Regions from separate parts of the Homo sapiens genome. Here region 2 is linked to region 1. The links are chromatin loops, found by intact Hi-C in ENCODE. Cell type or tissue: GM12878. All regions are shown on one strand. Each heading gives the region's core, and the rest is flanking DNA. Links, peaks and the distances in the headings are about the cores only. Region 1 overlaps GRM7-AS3 (GRM7 antisense RNA 3). Region 2 has its middle 580 kb from the start of GRM7-AS3.

Evidence for each region. A loop is a pair of places that touch in the nucleus more often than their neighbours do. Peaks named below come from ENCODE experiments on the same cell type or tissue, not always from the same donor. Only the 100,000 strongest peaks of a DNase experiment are listed, where the experiment ranks them.
Region 2: a loop joins it to region 1, with 9 times the contacts of the local background. A loop is called at or near these places in 1 of 110 quality-filtered maps.

The regions. Positions count from the first base shown.
Region 1 is chr3:6,713,828-6,722,278 of GRCh38, forward strand. All of the region lies in intron 2 of GRM7-AS3 (GRM7 antisense RNA 3), which reads right to left. LOC105376944 (a long non-coding RNA gene) reads left to right here. Exons shown (of 8, transcript NR_188695.1): 4 at 3,742-3,840; 5 at 6,260-6,444. Among named protein-coding and RNA genes, the nearest start is that of GRM7-AS3, 87 kb to the right of the region's middle. In GM12878, for the core only: no CTCF peak of the experiment used is centred there; DNase peaks (open chromatin) are centred at 3,754, 4,428 and 4,793; H3K27ac peaks cover 1,965 bases.
Region 2 is chr3:6,225,281-6,233,731 of GRCh38, forward strand. No RefSeq gene overlaps it. Among named protein-coding and RNA genes, the nearest start is that of GRM7-AS3, 580 kb to the right of the region's middle. In GM12878, for the core only: no CTCF peak of the experiment used is centred there; DNase peaks (open chromatin) are centred at 3,878 and 4,661; H3K27ac peaks cover 2,008 bases.

The DNA.
Region 1 (8,451 bases), core at 60-8,059:
GTAGTTGAGGGAGATTTTTAAAGTGATTATGGAGTGTGAAGAAACACTCTAAACCTCTCAAATAATATTTGATAAAAGATCACCTTCTTCTCTCTAGCTGGGAGTTAACTATTGATGCCTTTTTCTATTTTGAGGATTTTTTCCTCTAGATTAAAAGGAAAGAATCTCCAGTCCCTGTGAACTTGTGCAAAGAGGTTGAAAAGGAGCAAGCCTCCCTGTTATGCCACATGGGTATCTTTCATCCATAGGCAATTTGGCTCCGGGGCTGCAGAACACTTCTGGCCCATCTGGAAAGCTACTGAGAGCAAGAGAACTGAAAGGCACATCTTTAATTTTCATTTCCTAGACTTCGCATAACTCAGCCTTGGGCCAAAACACATCATAGTCAACTCAGAGATTTTGGCCCTACCTTTGGTGTCTTCTGAAATTCAGTGTCAGAAGAGATTGAACAGGACTGTTCTACCTTTATCTAGGAAAACTACCTGGAAGGAAATATCAGCCGAGAATTTATTTTTTATTTTAAGAAAAAAATTCTCTCTCTCTCTCTCTCTCTCTCTCTCTCCTCACTCTCTCTGCCTATAGATACAAATGTTAAAGATGGGTTTTATCTGATGAGGGGAGATAGTAGTTGGGCATTCAGATTCCTCAAAAGCAGGAAGGAGGTAATTTATTGACAGAAGAAGCACCTATGTCTACAAAACAAAAAATGATCTATGGTCCTCTGTGTATAAAGGAGAATGGGAAGAAACACCAGAGACAAGTATTAAGTTCCCAAGGGGCTAAAGAGATACAAGACTTTAAAAAGGTAAATGAAGACAACATAGGTGATGAGGAAATTAAGGAGATTGACATGAAATGAGATTATAGTTCTAGGAGAAATCCCATAACTGATAGGAAAAAAAAGAATTTCTGAAACCGAAATCTGGCTAACATTTAGAAGGGAAAAACCAAATGCCAAAGAGACAAAGAAAAATCTAATAATCGTCATTGTGTGCAAAGGATTTAATAATGATAAAGAAACTAGATGCCAGATTGCAAAATGGCACATACTCTAGGAGGTTACCACACTGTGGAGCTCCAATAATAGTGTCCTGCTCTATATCCAGAGACAAAATTACTGACCTACCATCTGTTTTAGCAGCCACAAGGATTCATTTGGACATTCCAGTTTACACCCCTACCACACATTTTCAAGACAAGAGCCTGTGGCTCTCATTTGTTCCTCTAGCCGACATCAATTTTTTACATGAGAATGGAACTCAGTCTCGGGTCATTTGCACTGGCTGGGCTAACCAGTAAGAGATACTGCATCATGTAATAAAGATAATGACATTTTAGAAGGGGCATGGCAAGTGATTATGCGTGATGGGTCTTGAACCATAAGGGCATTGTCTTTGAGAAGTAGATAAATGTCTAGAAAGGAAACTAAAAGCACTAACTTTGGCATTTTATTCATTGCATGGGTTTAGACCAATGGTTCTCAACTGATGGGGTACTTTTGCTCCACAGAGAACATTTAACAATGTATACAGGCCTTTTCATTGTCACAGCTTGAGGGGGAAGGGGCGGTCACTACTGTCATGTGATAGTAGAGGCCAGGGATGCAGCTAAACGTCCTACAGCGCACATCATGGCTCCTCAACAACATAGACTCATCTGCCCCAAAATATCAACAGCGCCAAGGAGAAGAATCCTGCTTTAGACAAATACTTCCATTTATTTGTCTTTTTTGTCCTCTCCTTACAAGAGAATAATATCTTACGTGGTTGATGTAAAGAATCAATAAGATGAATCAATACATACAAGTGCCTGAAAAATGGTAGGTAGTCACTGCATTTTGAATATTATATATATATATATATATATTTTTTTTTTTTTTGAGATAGGGTCTCACTCTGTTGTGTAGGCCAGAGTGCAATGGCATGATTATGGCTCACTGCAGCCTTGACCTCCCAGGTTCAAGCGATTCTCCTGCCTCAGTCCCCTGGGACTGGGACTACAGGCATGAGCCATCACACCCAGCTAATTCTTTTGAATTTTAGTAGAGATGAGGTCTCACTAGGTTGCCCAGGCTGGTCTCAAACTCCTGGAGTCAAGTGATCTGCCCACCTTGGCCTCCCGAATTGCCAGGATTACAGGCATGAGCAACCATACCAGGCCTGAATATGAATAAATGAATATTTAAAACTATGCTTGTCAAATTTTAATGTGATTCTAAGTCTATGAAGCAGTTTGGAATAGGATTTTGAGTGTAAGGAGCTTCACATTTTAAATTACATCAAACTGCATCAGGTAGAAGAAAGGAGTAAATTTTTGCATTTTATGTAATTATAAGTAAATAAGTATTTCCTACTCTGTAGCAGCATGGACTAAAACTTTTTACAAGAAGTGTTCATCTTTTTCTCACCACCTCCAAAAGTATTCCTCAAAAAATGTGTATGGACAATTTAATGTAAATCAACTTAAGTCATTGACAAACATCACCTTGTCTTTAACATGCTAATATGTGCTGCAGATGTTGGACAGAGGATATGGTATTTTCTAAAAGGTATTTGATTATGGCAGCCCTCTTTTTCAATATGTCTTTTAACATCTCACATTAAACTAAATTATTTGAACATAGTTTGGGAAATGCTGAGGAGAAGAAAGGAAGAAAGGGAGGGAAGAAAGGCAGACGGAAAAAATATATTCATATCATCCCCAGGCAGGTGTGCAGGAAAGCAGCCTGTGGCATGACAAGAGTGACACTGTCTTGAAAAGAAACCATGATGATGACAGACATTTGAATCCTGCATATCAAGCTATTCTGCAGCAGGGTCTTAAAACAGTGCCTACAGCATAAATCACCCCTCAGAAAGATGCTTATCTAACTTCCTCAGTAACAAGAAAGCATGAGATGTGACCAGCTTTGTATGTTTTATGCTAAAAACTTCTACAGAAATGAAAATTTTCTGGAAGGCTGGAGCTGAGATCTACCATCTCCAGTCCACCCAAGACATTCCTTTCATTTGTAAGCCCCTCTTGAATATTTTCTTTCTGAGAAACTATTTGTCAGCTTCTTTCTTTGGTCTCTCAGCTCCCTCTCAGCCTTCGGGGGTAGGTTTTTATATACCTGCTCACCATGAAACAAGGTGAAATGACCAGGTGCAAATGAAATGCTATACCTATAATCATTAAGGCATAAACACATGTCATCAAGAATGGGGAAAGCCACTATCTGGAACAGGAAACAATGAAGAAAGAGAGAGAGAGCCAGAGATTTGATCAGGAAGACCCGAGGGAGACAAATACACTTAAGTTGCCCTCACCTTGACTGTGTTGAGCTAATCAAATGAAATACAGTGCTAAGAATTGGATTTGGAAACACAACGAAAATTACTCATCACAGCTATGAAACTCTTTTTCTAACCTTCATGTACACATTCAGCCAAGCTGCTCTTTCTCATCATATTCTGGAGTCTTTTTCAAAGCCGTGAGTCAGAGAATCTGGAGAAATTGTAGTAAAGGTGAAACTTGTCTACTCTGTTTAGTAGTTCTCAAACTTGGCTGCACATTTGCTATAGAATGGAAGTTTATGTCCTCCTCAAATTCATATGTTGATGTCTAATCCCCACTATGATGGTATTTGAATGTGAGTCCTTTGGGAGGAGATTGGGTCATGAGTAAAGCCCTCATGAGTGGGATTAGTGCCCTCATAAAAAGAGATATGAGAGAGCTCACTTCCTCTTTCTCTCCTCTCAGACAGGTGAAGACAGAACAAGAAAACAAACCAAGAATTTCCCCTCACCAGCCACCAGCTCTGCCAGCAACTTGATCTTAGACTTCCCAGCCTCCGTAACGGTGAGAAATAAATGTTAAAGCCACCCAGTTTGTGATATATTTGTTTTAGCAGCCCAAACTAAGACATCATTGAAATCACCTGGGGATCTTTTAAAAAACTACTGAAGCTATTTTCTCTACCCCACCACCACCATCAGAAATTCTAATTTAGTGATTCTGAGGGCAGACTGGACATTAGGACTGTTATATAACCGCAAATGATTCTATGGGGAAGCAACCTAGTAAATGTCTAATCTAGAATGCATGAAAGTTAGAAAGCAAAAGGAAAAGATCTCTCTCTCTCTCTCTCTCTGTTTCTCTCTGCTTTCTTGCCTTTGCTTTTTGAATTTTTTCTTTGTGAGTCATGTTAAAAAACTATGAGGACATCAAATAAAATAATGGCTAACATTAACTAAATACCTACTGCTTTTCATCACTTAAACTGTGCTTTATCTTTACTGATCAATTTAATTCCTCTAACAACTCTTGAGGCAGGTATTGTGAGGCTCCATGTGAGGACACATTACCTGGACAAAAAGGTTAACTAACTTAGCCAGTTTACTCAGTAAGAGACACACCAGTCTTCTCGATCCTGCTCACACAAAAACTAAAGTTGGACACAACTGAACCTGAACTTGGCAGAAAAGTCTAGTGGTTCCTAATGCTAGATGAACACTAGAATCTCATGGTAAGCTTCCAGAAAGCCCCCCTGCTATATTTTAGTGGTGTATACTTGATACTAAACACTTGTCAAAACCCACGTAAGTTTACAGCTCAAATGCTGAACTTTAATATATGTAAATTTAAAAAATCAATTCAGGAGGTCAGAGGGTTCCAAGATGGAATGTAGACGGTGACTAAGGAATCTAACTGTATTACAAAAGTATGCATAACCGCACTGAAGGAGGCAGAGAAACAAGGTGCTGATCTAAGTTTTTTTGGAATTGAGTAGGCTGAGACTGAAGGCAATAGGAAGTGTGCATAAGCACTGCACTTTAATTGGTAAAGTTACTTCCTACAAAAGCACAATCTAACAATTCTGAAACCACTCTACATGTATATAGGGTTGAACAAGTATTTAAATAGATGCTGAACAGTGCCAGATTTCTCACTGTTGAAGTGGGAGGTTATAGATGGGCAAGGGGAAAAAAGTACAATGGTCCACGTAGTAATGGATTCAAGTAGGAGACATCAGTATGAATTCAGGTTACTTTTAATGTAGATATGTATGTGTTCACAGGTTAATAGTGCCAACGTATATTTTCTTTTTTAAAACTTTTTTATTTTTAATTTTTTTAATTTTACTTTAAGTTCTGGGATACATGTGCAGAATGTGCAGGTTTGTTACATAGGTATACATGTGTCATGGTGGTTTGCTGCACCCATTAACCCATCATCTAGGTTTTAAGCCCCGCATGCATTAGGTATTTGTCCTAATGCTCTCCTTCCCCTTGCCCCCCACCCCCTGATAGGCCCCAGTGTGTGTTGTGCCCCTCCCTGTGTCCATGTGTTCTCATTGTTCAACTCCCACTTATGAGTGAGAATATGCAGCATTTGTCTGTCTGTTCCTGTGTTAGTTTGCTGAAAATGACAGCTTCCAGCTTCATCCATGTCCCTGCAAAGGACATGTACTCATTCTTTATTATGGCTGCATAGTATTCCATGGTGTGTATGTGCCACTTTTTTTTTTATCTAGTCTGTCATTGATGGGCATTTGGGTTGGTTCCAAATCTTTTCTATCGTAAATAGTGCTGCAATAAACATACAACATATATTTTCTAGTTCTGTCTACTGACAAGTCTTAGAAGCACCAATAACACCCCAGAAGCAGTGAGCACACTAAGTGCCCAGATACTGGTTTCCAGTTCCATTCTCCAATAAAAGGAACCTGGGCTTCTTGGAGAAATGGCTGCTTCTAAGGCTGGGGCAGGGAATACGCAAGATGTGCCTGGCTGGTGTTTAAAAGACAAAATGATGGAAGCATATAAAGGGGACACAGAAGCCAACTAAAACAGCTCTCAATGGTCAAAGCTGAAACAATTTGAGCAGCAAAATAAATAGCTTAATATTGGAGTATAATCCAAGGTATAAGTAAATATTTTGAGCCCACGTGGATATAAACCGATGATTGAATATGTACATAAATAAGTGGGGAGAATAGACAAGTCTCCCAATTACAGTAATTCCGAATAATTTACGTAAATATTTCCCCCTCAAGGAGTTGGAATATCACTCCCCTTCCCTTAATTGTGAGTTGCATATAATAACTTTCTTCTAGAGAGTGCAGTATAAAAAAGAAGAAAGGGTACCTTACAGTGAAGAAATCTGACAAACACCACCTCAGCTAAGTAGGTGATCAAGGTCAACATCAACAATAATGTCATGTAAATGTCATTTATTCCTGATGTGAGGTGATAAGAATGGCACTTTTTCTCTGCAGTCTTCCTCCTAAAAACCTGTAACCTCAATCTAATCATGAGAAAAGACATCAGGCAAATCCCAACTGAGGGAGATTTTACATAGTACCTGAGCAGTACTCCTCAAAACTGTCAAGGTCATCAAAAACAAAGAAGTATGAAAAACTGTCACAGCCAAGAGGAACTTAAGGAAACATAATAATTAAAGGTAATGTGGTATGTGGGATGAGATCCTAGAACAGAAAAAGGACATTAGATAAAAACTAAAAACATCTGAATCAAGCATGGGCTTTAGCTAATAATAATATATGACTTTTGAATCATTAACTGTAAAAGAAAGTATTAATATGAGATGGTAATAATAGGGGAAATTGGGTATGGGGTATATAAGAATTCTCCGGACTTTGAAACTTTTTGTGAAGGTACATTATTCTAAAATTAGAACTTATGTGAAAAACAAGCAAAGAAAATAAAACAGAATATCTATCTACTGGAACACCTTCAGAGACTCAGATTTAATTTGTCTGGGGTGAGCAGAGCTTGAGTGCTTGGTAGCTTTTAAAAGAGCCCCAGGCATTTTTAATAAATATCTAATAAGAAATGATATCCATCCAGTTTGCTAATCCCATGGCACAACTTCAGGCCCTAAGATATCCCTTTTCAGCCCAGAGATCTGTACTCTTCCCTATAGCTTATTGCAACCAATAATCAGCAAAACTATTTTCATTTTGTATGAAAGTTCCGGAGAAGCTGAGCATAAGAGCATTGAGAAAACTCTTGGAAAACATTACTAAATTTAATAGAATGCCTTGATGTGAATTAAAAACAAGAAAAAATCTTGCCAGGTGCGGTGACTCACGCCTGTAATCCCAGCACTTTGGGAGGCCGAGGCGGGCGGATCATGAGGTAGGAGATCGAGATCATCCTGGCTAACATGGTGAAACCCCGTCTCTACTAAAAACACAAAAAATTAGCCGGGCATGGTCGCGGGCGCCTGTAGTCCCAGCTACTCGGGAGGCTGAGGCAGGAGAATGGGGTGAACCCGGGAGGCGGAGCTGCAGTGAGCCGAGATCGCGTCACTGCACTCCAGCCTGGGCGACAGAACTAGACTCGGTCTAAAAAAAAAAAAAAAAAAAAAAAAAATTCATGTAGTCCCCTTATCAACTGACCCTCAAAGGGCCTCCCTTGACCCTGATGGTTTTTTTTTTTCCCCGTGCCTGGTGCCTTTCACACTAATATAAGGAGACCAGGTTTGGCAAAACAGTGCAGAAATTCCATTCATTGATCAAGTAATGGAGAACGGGAGCTCATGCTCAAAGCACCTTCTCCCTGGAAGTAGAGTAAAGGGAAATTTTTAAGGACTTTTGGGCAGGTAGGTGGAGACAGGGGTGGGGATTCCTTGAAAAAAGTTTGTTCTTCCAGGAGGGGTTAAGTATGCGCAGTCTTGCATTTTCTTTTGCATTGGCACTTTTTGCACCCAGCAAGGTACATTTCTCCCCACTGGATGGAAATGTTGGTATGAGAAAGAGGCAAGAAATCAGGTCAGGTCTCGCACTGAGGCAGAAGTTCAGGTGAAGGCAGCATTTCTGGGCTTAGCTTGTCCTGCAGGTGGTTCCTGGTTATTGGCATCTGACTGTTGTTTCTGTAAGCAAGCATAGCTACAAGCATAAGTTAGTTTCAGGGGTTTTGTGCCTTCCTGAGAGAATCTGAGTTATGCTGTGGTAACAGGTGACGGTTCCTTAAATTTGAAAACCGAACAAACAAGAAGACTTAGAAGTTATTAGCTGAAACTATGATTCAGAAGGATAATTCAATCCCCAAAATTATGGTGCTTCAAAGGTGGCAACTGAAATAAAAGTGACTACCTGTATTTTTATACAAGTTACTTGTGGCCAGCTGTTTTTTCTATGCAGATATGGGGTTCTCATTTCACAGCAGATCCATATTACAGGCAGAAACAAAAATGACAGAATCATAAACCTTTGAGATTATCCAGTCTAGTGGTTTCCCTCTGTGCTACATATTTCTTGGGAGGCTTCCTTGATGTTTAGGGGAAGATAGAGTGGAATGAGTTCCGTGAATCCGCTCTGCTTCAATCACAGATCCAATTTAACCAATTGTTTGTGTGTGTGTGCATGTGTGTGTGTATGTGTGTGTGTGTGCATGTATTAGAATGTTCTCATGCTGCTAATAAAGACATACCAGAGACTGGGTA
Region 2 (8,451 bases), core at 179-8,178, 490 kb before region 1:
AGAGGTAACTCCCATTCACCTCCTAACCCAGGAGACAAAAGGATGGTTAGCTTGGTCACATCCATTTTCAAGCTGAGGGAACCATTTGTCTTTAGACCCAGATCTTGTGACAAGCCAAATCAGTCCTCCAGAGCTGCTGGTTTTCTCACTTGCCTTTCAACTCACTGAGTCAGGAAGCCTCTGGAGGATGAAGAAGGAAGACTTCGATATCTTTTCCCTGAGTTATGAGAACATCTTCACAAAAGTACCAATCAATGATTCTTGGTCTTTGCATCTTTTCCCTTTCACCATTTATTATATGCAGTTCAAGGTCTGGAATGGAAATTCAGCAATCTCTGGCTCCCTAATGACCCCTTTCTGGCTTTTGTTAGTTCATAGAAATAAGTTCTGTCATTCAGCAAATCACATCTTGCAGGCTGAAGCAGGCAGGACTCAGGATAAATAGATCTATTTGTTTCTTCGGGATGTTCTTTTGGTAGCACAGACTCTGTAATATATGCTTCAGTACATTTCTAGCACCTGAAACCCAGAACTGCCTTTTGCTGATTCACAGTAATATTTTAGAGTCTTCATGACATATTTGTTCCCCATTGAAAGCCTTAACTTTAAATGTAAACTACTTAACTGAGTAATATAGTTTTCCGCAAGTAAGTATACTTCTACAAAAAAAAAAAAAAAAAAAACAACTGGGAAGACAAGAAAGGAAGAAGAAAGAAATGTTAAAATCCAGCTTCTCCATCCCTTTCTTTTTTCTTTTCTTTCCTTTTCTGCTTCTTTTTTTTTTTTTTTTTTTTTTTTTTTGGAGACAGAGTCCTGCTCTGTTGCCCAGGCTGGAGTGCAATGGCATGATCTCGGCTCACTGCAACCTCCGCCTCCTGGGTTCAAGCAATTCTCCTGCCTAAGCCACCCAAGTAGCTGGGATTACAGGCGCCTGCCAGCAGCATGGCTAATTTTCGTATTTTTTAGTAGAGATGGGGTTTCACCGTGTTGGTCAGGCTGGTCTCGAACTCCTGACCTCACGTGATCCACCCGCCTCGGCCTTCCAAAGTGCTGGGATTATAGGCATGAGCCACCAATCCAGTGTAGTATCTATTCTTATCAGTCTCCATCTCTTTCTTAAGAAGAAAGTTTTCTCCTATAATTGAAACACAGTTTTCTAATGTAATGAAAAGGGCAAAATAATTAAGCCTGCATATTTCTGTTGGACTATGTATGTAGGTATGCAAACTAGAATCCTACACTGCCAAGTTCTCCACTGGGTAGAAACGTGGAAATAAGGACCAATGGAAAATCCAGTCTGCTGTTCTGCTTGTGGCACCAAAAGAGTTTTAGGGCTGCAAACTTTTATTTTTTTTCAATTATTTTTTAATTGAGTAAAACCTGTGGACATTTGTCACTTCACTAGAGACCAACTGGCCAATCCTGTACTAGACTTCATGGAACAGGAGCTAAGCAGAGAGGGCCCTGGGGTGAGACCTAATGAATCCACTAGGTCCACAGGCAGACCCTCAAGCCAACATGGATTTTTCTCAAGCCTTAAGCTTTAATAGAGTTTTTCCTGTGAAACTTTAATCTTGGGAATCATCACCACTTTTTTTCTTCTCCCTTTGGAATTGACATACTCATCCTATCCCTGTCCCACCATTGTATTTTGCAAACACATGACTTATCTGGTTTCACAGCTAGGAGGAAATTTTACCTTGCCTCTCACTCATATCTGAATTAAATAATATTTTGATGGCACTTTGGACTTCAGACTTGAGAGTTGAGGCTGGAACTAGGTGAGACTTTTGGGGCTGTTGCAATGGAATGAATGTGTTTTGCATGTGGGAAGAACATAAATTTTGGGAGGCCAGGGGCAGAATACTATGGACTGAATATTTGTGTTTTCTCAAAATGTATGTGTTGAGATGGGATGGTATTTGAAGATATATTTGGATATATGTTGAGATGGGATGGTATTTGGAGATATGGGATGGTATTTGGAGATAAAGTATTTGGGAGGTAACTGTGTTTGGATAACATCCTGGGAGTGGAGCCCCCATGTTGGGATTGGTATTCTCATAAGTGGCTGGAGGATACAGAGCACTAGTGCTCTCTCCCTCTCTCTCTCTCTCTCTCAATCCCTCTCTTTCTCTCTTTCTCTCCCCCCACCCATGGGAAGATACAATGAGAAGATGGCAAACCAAAATGAGGGCCCTCACCAGTCAAGGAATTTCCTGGAATGCTTCTAGAAGTTCTCAGTCTCCAGAACTGTGCGAAATAAATGTTTGTTCTTTAAGCCACCCAGTCTATGGTATTTTTATTATAGCAGCCCAAGATAACTAAGACAGACATCTGCAATAGACTACAAGAAAGCCTTTGATAGTTTACTTAGCAGAAGAAACGTCTGGACAACTTACTAAAAGTGAAAAATGTGAGGTCCCAAAGCCCCATAGATTTTGCTTTAGTACGACTGGAGATAGTCCCTGAATCTGAATTTTTGATAAGTACCACAATTGATTTTGATGCAGGTGATTTCAAGGGCTCTACTTTAAAGAATACTGCTTGGAGCCCAATTCTTACGTTACTACTCAGTAACTACTAATATACAAATAAGGAAGGAGTTCGAGGCAGAGAGAGCTAAGTTCGCATTCTAACTTTTTCACTTATTTGCTGGGAGACAGAAGGCAAATGATTAACCCTTATGAGCTTCAGCTTTTATACCTTTATAAAAGAAATAATGTTGATATCTGCCTCACAAGCGTTCTGAGAGTATTGAATGGGATTAAACATGTAAAATGTGATACCAGGAAGTATATACTCTTACCATTATTTTTGGACGCAGGCCATTGTTTTAATCAGAAACATGGACTTTCAATTTGTAAAGATCTACCTCTCCAGAATCTAGCCTGATAAAATTTCTGGGAGTGTTGGGTTATGAACCAGAGTGGAAAAAAAAGAGAAAACTATTGGTTATTTGGCACATCATGACATCCTAGACATTATGCTGGACTCTCTGGAATTCTTACTTCATTTCATCATCAGAACAATATTATCCCAAGTAAGGAATAAAAGACACAAAGAAGCTAAGATATTTGCTCAAGTTCTCATGTCTAGTAAGCAGCAGGATCTGTTTCATTCCACATTGATTTGATTCTCAAGTTACATGAAATAATGGGAAGCATTAATTTTTCCAGGCAAGTTAGTGATTTTGGAGATATTATCCTGAGATAGGGAGCCCCATAAACTTGAGGCAGCAATACAGTGTAATAGAATAGAGGAGCCCCAAAATAGAGTGAGAAAATGCTGAAAGAATTATAATGAAGCTCTGTAGAATATTATAACGTTGTGTTTATAGCAATGATTTGTCCCATTATTTCTTTCCTGGGCAATGCCATTTCATCTAGCCACAGTCAGGGAGAGCTTGTATACCAGTATACTCCATTCTCCAACATGGAACAATGACAGTGCTTCAAAGGGGCACTTGTCATCTCCTGCAAAGCTGTTAGAAATCATAAGACTATATTTGTCAGAACTTACGTGGACTGGGGTGCTGTATTTGCTGCATTAAATATGTTTTATTTAAGGCTATTTCCAATCCATGTTCCTATGATTTATTTGGGAGTAAAGGGTTGAACAGGTGTAAGGGGACAGGTAATTACGATTCATTTCAGAAATAAAATGCAAAATCATCATGAGTTTGAGCTCTTTTGTGGGGTTAATACATTTTGTATTCTAGTATTATTTCCAGCAGTAAGCCCAGGTCTTCTATGGTAATTCTTTCTTGGTTGAACTAGATTACATTAGGTAAAATACGTGATTGATTTTAGTTATGTGACTCAAGTCATTAAATGGGTTCGTATGTGAAATGAGATCATCCTACTGTCAGAAGGAAACTGATTTGCCAAATTCTCTTTCCATTTTAACTTTCATGTTCAAACTTTCAATACTGAGCACACAAACCAAAATATTTGGGTTCTTGGCTGCAAGGTGTTTACTTAACCTGTGCTTGGGACTTCCATACTCATAATTAGAAAAATCTATAGGACAGTCACAGCTTCTTTTTCTGAAATGTCCATTTGGCTTGATGATTTGGAAGAAATTTACCTTTAGAATTCAATAGGTAGAAACATATTATGAAGGCAAATATAGCATCGACCTGTATTATGATAGTACTGTGGGCTAACTTAGGGCTGTATACCCGGATGCTTAGGTCTAAGTGTGTTTATTTTCATAGCTAAGGCTTACTGAGGACCTACCCTGTGCCAGGCATTGTGACAAATGCTCTGCCTGCTCCACCTCATTTGGCCTTCACAACACTATGAGGTGGCTATTATTATCCCTATTTTATGGATGAGACTGAGACTTTCAGATTAAAAGAACATTCCCACATTTGTGTGGCAGATATCAAATCTTGACCATATGTTCAGATCTGAGATTGGTAAAGTCTGTGCCATTAACTACTCAGTTGTAGTGAATATTGTTCTTATCAGTTACTCTCTAGCTGTTAATAGGTTTTGGTGGACATACTTAACACTTAGTGACTTAAGTAAGAATGAAGGAATAGCTAGCTACACATGATGTTTCATTTCTGGAAAGTCTGTGTGAAGCTGATTTTTTAATTTCCAGAGACTCAACTGCTACACATACTTGTTTAGTCATTAGCAGATCTTTTTTGGTGAGAATTAAAGAGCCACCACGCGCATTTGTTTCTGTCTTAATCAACCACCTATTCTTTAAAAGAAAAACAAATAGCGGTTGTCCCACAGGGTAGTTTTCTTTTTCAGAAATTGGAATTTACAGTGGTTTCTGGTCTATAATCAGTGCATTTTTTACGCAAAGAGAATATTCTGAAATTTCCCATAGTGGGGGATTTCAGAGTTAAAATGAGTTTGCTTTTCACAGCTAAGGGCTGGGATTTCTGCATGTTTCACAAGGTAATTCTTTGATTTTTGGTTTCAAATTTCATCCCAAATCCTTGAAAGTCAAAGATAAGTAGTTACCTCCTCTGTTTCAGAACTGACCATGCACTATAATTTTCCAAATTATACATACGAGATCAAAGTGTGAAAACTTTCAGTTGTCTCTCAAAAGTGATTTTAGTTTCAATTATCTCCGGGCAACAAAAACACCTCACTGGGTCTGCCCAGTGCTTGAACATTCATCAGCAGGCTTCAGGTATATTATTTGATTCTGTACTTACAACAGCCCTAGGAGGTCTGTTATGATTATGTACATTTTTATAGGTTCAGGTAAGCTAACAGACAGTAGGGAAGTGGTGGAGGTATTCCCAAGCCCAATTCTTCTGTTTCCAAGTCTGATCCTCCTCCTAAATCATTCCTGGCATCCATTGCTCCTTTTCACCTAATGAAACAGACAGGATGCATTGTGTGATGGGTACGTTACTTCTAAGCCCAAAGTTCATAAGCTGGTACATAGGAGGAAGAGTTATCAGTAATTTTTTTCCCTAGCCTCTCAACTCTCCTACCCGCTTTTTGACATTCATCCCTGTGTCTGGAATCTCACAGTGGCCTTAGTTGTACAAAAGTCCTTGGACTGTGGTCTGCTGGTCACACCTGCCCTCTGTCATGCTCTAGTTTCCATTATTGACAGCTTTACTTACTGGTATCCATCTTACTGAGGAAGTTGTCGCTACTATAAAATCAGGTAAAGAATTCCCCATCAATGTCTTTGCAACTAATAATATAATCACTGTTACTTTCCAGAATTTATTTTTATTTTGATTAGAAGATATCTAGAGACTAAAATGACATGAAACAACGGCATAAATCATTATGGCTACCTCCCTCCCTCATTCTCTTCTTCCCTCTCCCTCTCTCTATTCTGTCTGTCTTCCCTCTTATCCATAAATGAACACATTTTTGCTAAGAATGGCTTAACATCTTAAAGTGCTAGGCAGTGTGCCGAGGACTGTGGATAAAAGGGTGAAATGGCACAGGCCCTGCCTAGGAATCTTCTTGGGCAGGCCAACATGGTGACAAACATAACACAAATAAATGTTCTGTTGGAAGAGACCTTTCTTAACTTTCATTGAGAGGAAATAATGCGAGGATTGAAAATATGAAATAATTCAGGTTATAAAATGTGTGAAATTAAGTGAGATATTGTATTAGTCTGTTATCACACTGCTAAAAAGAAATACCCAAGACTCAGTAATTTATAAAGAAAAGAAGTTTAATTGACTCAGTTGCACATGGCTGGGGAGGCCTCAGGAAACATTCAATCGTGGCGGAAGGGGAAGCAGGCACATCTTACATGGCAGCAGGAGAGAGAGAGGGAGACTGAGTGTGAAGGAGGAACTGTCAAACACATAAAACCATTAGATCTCGTGAGAACTCACTCACCATCATGAGAATAGCACAGGGGAGACTGCTCCCATGATCCAATTACCTCTCTCCCTGGACATGTGAGGATTACAGTTTCTACTTTTGACACATAGGGATTGAAATTCGAGATGAAATCCGGGTGGGGACAGAGAGCCAAACCATATCAGATACAAATAAATATATAAATAGCCTCAATTAATAAAGCACCAATAAGGCACAGGAGGTTTATAAGAGATACCTTTAATGCAGGAAGACTTTATTTCACTGAAATAATACTAGGTGCATGGTAGCAAATTACTTTCATTGGGATTAAATTTGTGGCTTTTTTTTTTAATCTCTCTTTTCTAAGTAAGAGTAGTAACAGAAAAATTACCTTGGAATCACTTGAAAGAAGCTTTTCTTAGACTATGTCACCTACAAATTACTCAAAGGGAGTCTTTTTTGAGAAAGTGGATTTATTGTCCAAGGAAATGAATATGACTAGCCCTATTAATTTTTAACTGTGGAGAAAAAACATCTGATTGACTTTTGGGGTTTTTGTTATTGTTGTTGTTGTTTGAGGTTTTTCTTGTTTGTTTGATTGTTTTTGAGACAGTGTCTTACTCTGCCACCCAGGCTGGAATATAGCAGTGCAATCTTGGCTCACTGCAACCTCCACCTCCTGAGTTCAACCGATTATCCGGCCTCAGTCTCCCAAGTAGCTGGGACTACAGGCGCGCACTATCACACCTGGCTAATTTTTGTGTTTTTAGTAGAGATGGGGTTTCACCATGTTGATCAGGCTGATCTCAAGCTCCTGGCCTCAAGTGATCCATCCACCATGGCCTCCCAATATGCTGGTATTACAGGCGTGAGCCACTGCACCAGGCCTGATTGACTTTTATAGCCAAATCTCTGCAGAGAGCAGAGTTGGGAATTCTAGGTCCATGAGGTGCAGAGTACAAACACTAGTTCTGTCCTTTTTGCTGCTGTGCTTTAAGGATGCGAATGTGAATTGGAAGGATAAAATGACTTGGGATGTAACTCCACGAACCCTATGGCAGGGTATTTAGGTTTGAGTTTGGCATTGAGTAGAGAGATTGTCTCCTCTAGAAACATCAAGGATTATCTATGTGAGTTTCAGGTCTCTGAACTGTTATCTCAGTAGTGTACCCTCCTCTTTGGGGCTGGATAGAGCCCATAGATGACACAGAGCCTGGGTAGCAACAAAAAGCAAGACAATAGAGGACTGATGAAATACCAAGATGCCAATTTTTTTTTTTTTTCCTGTTGCAGTATAGAAGCCCAACTGGCCAGGCGCGGTGGCTCACGCCTGTAATCCCAACACTTTGGGAGGCCAAGGCACGTGGATCACGAGGTTAGGAGTTCAAGACAAGCCTGGCCAAGATGGTGAAGCTCTGCCTCTACTAAAAATACAAAAATTAGCCGGGTGTAGTGGTGGGTGCCTGTAATCTCAGCTACTCGGGAGGCTGAGGTAGGGAATTGCTTGAATCCGGGAGGCGGAGGTTGCAGTGAGCCGAGATCGCGCCACTGCACTCCAGCCTGAGAAGCAGAGCAAGACTCTCTCTCCCCACCCTCCAAAAAAAAAAAGAAAGAAAAAAAGAAGTCCAACTGCCCCCACCCCTAATACGAAGCCTATTGGAGCTTATGAAATTTGAGAAGGTGAAACCATAAGAGGGATATCATGAACTCCCTAATGATATGGAGACTTGTGATTCCTAAGATTAATAAAATAATGTTACTGGATTTTTCTTAAAGTAACTTATGTAATCGCTCAGTCACATTAGATGGATTTGGAACCAAGTCTATAATTTATATCTCCACATCAATTACGCCCATCCTGGTAACCAATGACTGCTACCGTGCAAGGCAATGACTAGCCTCGGGAGGATGTGGAGTAGCTGATAACATTTTCTAACTTGATATTTATAAGGGACAAATTACATTTCTTTTTACACAAATTTGTCCTCTGAAAGCCTGCCATGTATCATACAGTTAAGGTTTGAAAAGGGCCTAAGGAGTTGAGAACACCTAATCAACCAATTATGTTCTATAGCAATTACTTTTAAATGTAAATTCCTATATAAGTGGCTGTGACTAGAGATATTCATCTCTGTCATTA